2 separate regions of the Homo sapiens genome follow, and region 1 is linked to region 2. Evidence: chromatin loops called from intact Hi-C (ENCODE). Cell type or tissue: heart left ventricle. All regions are shown on one strand. Links, peaks and the distances in the headings refer to the core of each region. The heading gives the core; the rest is flanking DNA.

Region 1 (2,831 bases), core at 25-2,524, 260 kb after region 2:
TAAGTTCCTGATGCCTCATTTACATAAGGGAGATGATTATAACAGTATCTGTTTTCATAGGGTTGTTATAAGCATTAAAAACGTGTAGTTCTTAGAAGAGCACGGCTAATCCACAAGAAGCACCATGTAAATTGTTGTTATTACATTAGTATTAAAAATATTTCTGGGCTTAATCTATGAATGCAAGTCCCTGTATATAATAACTGACCTTCTCACTTATTTTTCCTGGCATGCATTCTAAAGATCAAGGTTTTAAAGAAAAATGTTATTTTGTCTTTTATTTCCTATCAAGACTTAGAGCTTGCAGAAAGCTAAAAATATTTTATAAATATAGCCTGGCTGAGCAGCACTGCAATGTGGTAAAAGGAACAGCACAGGGGACACCAAAGCCATGCATTAAAGTCCTGATTCACAACTAAACTGTGAACTGCACTTTAGCATTTAGGTTTTTACTCACTTGTAAAATGAGAAGGTACCCACTGAATTTCTATTACTTCTTACAAAACTAAAATTCTGATTTTGTAACCTTTAACATGAATGTCAAACTTGTCAGAAAGGAATTCAATGAACTCTTACTTGCCAAAGGACCTTCTTGGAATAGTCTTTCTTGAAATTCTAGTTCTCCTATGCTCTCATACTACAAAATTTATCACCCTATACTGTACATAATTTCAACCCTTCTAAAGCCAGGCAATAATATAATCCCAGTGTTAAATGACCCAAAAAAATGAGTAATTATTAAAAGCTTTTCTTACTGGCTTCACCTGGCCCAAAAATGTTAGCAATATCTACAAGTATTGTATGCAATGTTTGCATATTAATCAATACTGTATCATTCTCATGACAGATTTTTGGAGCTGATAGAGATCTCAGAGTAGTGCTTTTAAACCTGGGGCAACTTTACCCTCCAGGAGACATTTGGCAACATCTGGAGTCATTTTTGGTTATCACAACTTGAGGAGTACACTGACATCCAGGGGGTAGAAGCCAGAGATGCTGCTAAACAGCCTCCAATGCACAGGACAGCCCCCACAACAAAGAATTACCTGACCCAAAATATGAAAGGAGAAAGAAAGAAAGAGAGAGAGAGAGAGAAAGACAGAGAAAGAAAGAAAGAAAGAAAGAAAGAAAGAAAGAAAGAAAGAAAGAAAGAAAGAAAGAAAGAAAGAAAGAAAGAAAGAAAGAGAAAGAAAGAAAAAGGTGCTGAGGTTAAGAAACCTGCCTTAGAGCAATGATTTTTCATGGGATGCAGTACTGCCCCCTAGTGTGAGATTCAGAAATCTGGTTGTCAGGGCTGGTGTGGGGAGAGCTGCCAGCAAGAGTAGGCAGGAGTTCAGTCGGGAGGTACACCATGCAATGTGCACGACCTTTTTTTAATGAAGTACGGCACCACATCCTACTTAACTCTCAAATGTCCTACAAATCACATAGGTAATAAATGTCTTTATGATGAGCTAAGCTTACGACCCAAATCCATTTTACATAAAAACACAAGTATTTTTTACATGGTTTAAAACCCCTTATGTTTAGAAATGAAGTTACTACATGAATCAAGAAAGACAATATTTAGTTTTATTTGAAATTTTGCCAAGAATTGCTCATCATTTTGGAAAAATCACATCACCAACAACAATGCCAATGGTGGTACAGTAGTCTTCCCTGATCCTCGGGGCATATCTTCCAACACTCCCAGTAAATGCTTAAAACTGTGGATAGTGCTGAATCCTATATATGCTATGTTCTTTTAAAATTTGATAACCCAGATGGCTAACAGGTGAGGTGGGTAGCATATGTAATGTGGATACAGTGGACAAAGAAATAATTCACATCCTGGGTTGGATGGAGCAGGGGGCACACGTTTTCATCATGCTATTCAGAATGGTGTACAATTAAAAACTTATAAATTATTTGTTTCTGGAACTCTCCAAATTTTTGGACCATAGTTGACCAAGGGTAACTATATTAGGATTCCCTGGAGGGTCAGAACTATTAGGAGATATATACATATATATATGTGTGTATATATATATATATATATATATATATATATATGTATATGGGAGTTTATTAAGTATTAACTTACATGATCACAAGGTCCCACAATAGGCCGTCTGCAGGCGAGGAGCATTGAGAGCCAGTCCAAGTCTCAAAACTGAAGAACTTGGAGTCTGATGTTTGAGGGCAGGAAACATCCAGCATCCAGCATGGGAGAAAAATGTAGGCTGGGAGGTTAGGCCAGTCTCACCTCTTCACATTTTTCTGCCTGCTTTATATTCACTGGCCGCTGATTAGATTGTGCCCACCAGATTAAGGGTGGGTCTGCCTTCCCCAGCCCACTGACTCAAATGTTAATCTCCTTTGGCAACACCCTCACAGGAACAATACTTTGCATCCTTCAGTTCAATCAGGTTGACACACGTATTAACCATCACAGTAAATGAAACCACAGATAAGGGGGGGAATACTTTATCTGAGTGGTCAATATAACAAAGACATCAATCTGCATTTGTAGCTGTCACACATACTGTTATTCTACATATAGGATCAAGCTTTTGAACACTTCATTAGGTCTTATGGTGTAATCATAACTAAACATTTACATATTGAATGAAATACACATTATCTTATTATAAATTACTTATTCCTGTATTGCTCTTTTATATTAAAGTTAGGAATTATATATATACATATATATATATACACATATATATACACACACATATATATGCATATTTTTGAATTACACACTTAGGCAGGTTATATTACACATAAATTTCATTTCTTGGTAATAAAGAGGGCACTGCAAAACATATGCTATGAAAAAGGAGACA
Region 2 (2,831 bases), core at 220-2,719:
TTATCAGAACACTGTTCCACGGGTTTACTATGTTCATGTTCATTTATGCCTCTGTTCTTTACTCATCGCCATCACCTGGAGTTTCTACTGTATCTTTTTTACCATTCCACTTCATATCTTTCTTGTTTTTAGAAGCTCAGTTCTAATCCTATCTACCTCAGTAAATCTTACCTGATATATTAGTGTGTTCTTGCATTGATATAAAGTAATACCCAAGACTGGGTAATTTAGAAAGAAAAGAGGTTTACTTGGCTCACAGTTCTGCAGGCTGTACAGGAAGCACAGTGGCTTCTGCTGTTGGGGAGACCTCAGGAAGCTTTTACTTATGGCAGAAGGCAAAGGCGGAGCAGGAATCTTACATGGTGGGAGGAGGAGCAAGAGAGAGAGTTGAGGGGTGGTGAGGTGCTGCATACTTTTTAACAAGCAGATATCACAAGAACTCTATCACAAGAACAGCACCAAGGGGATGGTGCTAAACCATTCATGAAGGAACCGCTCCCATGATCCAATCACCTCCCACGAGGCCCCACCTTCAGCATTGGGGATTATAATTTGACATGAGATTTAGATGGGGACACAGATCCAAACCATATCACCTAACAATTCCAATCATCGTAATTTTCATTTTTCTGTTCAAATTAATTACTCTCTGTACTGTATAATGTATACTGTTATAAATGGTTCTCTACTCGTTTCTTATTTGCTAGTCATTTCTTTTCAATAAGGCTGTAATTTTTTTAAGGGCAAGAACCATGTTTTACTTATAATTCTGTACGTTACATAGAGCTCATCACAGGGTAGGCTGTGAATGAATATTCATTGCCTAGATGACTGGTTTATTAGTTTAATCAAGAGATAATGCAACCAACTTAGGTCAACATAAATTTAGCCAGGAAGCTAATTAGACAGAAGACTATACAGTAATAGATCACCATTTAACCTTTTTGACAGTCACTGGGTTTTAAAAATATTCCTCCTATTTTTAATACGCAAACCCAGCACACTTTAATTATTTTCTTTTTGGTGTGTTAATAGTGACTCTTTTGGTGAAGAGAATACAGATACTGTCAGCATCTGTGTGACACCTGAGTTGCAGATATTTTAAAATATTTGGATGCTTGGCATAATGTAGACATAAAAACTGAAAGACTGGCAGTATTTTAAATTATTCTACTTGAAGACGGCCATCATCCACTAAATAACACCTATTTTTGAATGCGCAAATCCACACAAATGTTTTATTAAGTTTACCACCAGATGTCAGTCATTCACTGCAATGGTAATAACTACCCTGAAGAACTCTTTATGAAAAATCTATGTATGTGGATATCTCCCTCATCTTTCCTTCCCTCACCGACTCTTCCACTCCTTCTTTCTATGACTGTCAGTCTGTTTATTAATCAATTGTCAATTGATTATCTATTTATTTATGTATTTATAATCCACATATCTATTCTAATCTATCTAAATAATGAAAAGTATATACTAGGTATTTTGAGAAAATAACATCATAAAACATCTAAGTATTTACATATACAATATGAAAGTGACACTAAAATATTTTATACACTGTGATCTGGAATTCAGGCTCTTTTCAGCCCAGTAACTTTGAGACCAATGCAATACTATGCAGCCTTTTTTCAGGACATACTTTCACTTCTCACTTAGAATCTTTGTTTTTTGAAACTTTTATTGGATTCTTATTACTCTGGAATTAAATTCTTACTGGAAGAGCATCAATGACATAATAAGAAAATTATACAATATTTGATTTTTAGATAGGTACTAGGGTGATTTAAAAAGCTAATTTACTACTAAAGAACTATGCAAAGAAAGTTCTCCACTACCAACTTCTACCTACAACTTTTGTTTAAAATTTTTTCTGTTTTCTTGAACATTAACATACACCTTCTGTGATTCCTCATTCTGAACTTTGTCAAATATCTGACTTTACATCCATCACTGAACTTAATGAAGTGAATTTATGCTTTATTTTCCCTTTAGATTGTGAGATACTTGAGGTCAGGGAGCTTAGCAGATATCCATCAATAAACAAATGTTATTTTCTAAACATGAACTGTGGCCGGTCTGTAGTGGATTGTCTGTTACCTACTCAGCAACCGTTTTCTTTTTTCCTACCCAAATTTTGTTTAAGTGGCTAGCACTTCTCCATGGGTAGAGCCATGGGCCATTCTTTGCTATGGATTAGCTCAGAAATGGCCACACAATGCATGTGACCGAAACTGTCTTAGAGGCTTCAAGGAAAAGTTTCCTCTCTTGAAATAGTGAGCTGCAAGGACTAATGGGTAAGTTATTGCATATCTGTTGTCATTTCTGAGAAAGAAAATACTAGTGTTCTTGTGTTTCTGAATCCTTTTGGGGATTGATACAGATTTGGGGTGCATAGGGGAGTCTCTCTCTTTAAATTTTTATAGATATCAACTAGAGACATTTTTATATCACATAGAAAGAACATTCTAGAGAATAAAGCCAACACTGAGGAAAACAGAGCTGTGGGCTGGAGATACAGATAAAGACATAGAGAGAGACAGACACACACACAAGCACACAAAGAGAGAGAGAGAGAGAGATTAAAATTAAATATAAAATTAAAAACTTCCCTTTGAAAGACAAGGCTGAGAGAATGAAAAGGTAGTCCACATACTAAGAAAACATATTTGCAAATCATATGTCTGATAAAGAGCTTTTATCCAGTATTTATATAGAACAATACTCCATTTCCTAGGAATTCAGACTAACTTGAGATTTTATTTCAAGTATAATTTGTTCTTTTCTTTGTTCTGTTCAGTAAAGAAAACACTTTTTTACTT

Evidence for each region. Peaks named below come from ENCODE experiments on the same cell type or tissue, not always from the same donor. Only the 100,000 strongest peaks of a DNase experiment are listed, where the experiment ranks them.
Region 1: it touches region 2 in a loop (4-fold over the local background); 34 of 110 quality-filtered maps call a loop at or near these places.

Annotation. Positions count from the first base shown.
Region 1 is chr5:102,779,108-102,781,938 of GRCh38, reverse strand. The region is part of intron 1 of PAM (peptidylglycine alpha-amidating monooxygenase); the gene reads right to left. Among named protein-coding and RNA genes, the nearest start is that of PAM, 25 kb to the right of the region's middle. In heart left ventricle, for the core only: a CTCF peak has its summit at 1,263 (motif pointing left); no DNase peak of the experiment used is centred there; H3K27ac peaks cover 681 bases.
Region 2 is chr5:103,039,698-103,042,528 of GRCh38, reverse strand. No RefSeq gene overlaps it. Among named protein-coding and RNA genes, the nearest start is that of GIN1, 79 kb to the left of the region's middle. RefSeq lists a silencer at 1,130-1,424. In heart left ventricle, for the core only: a CTCF peak has its summit at 1,253 (motif pointing right); no DNase peak of the experiment used is centred there.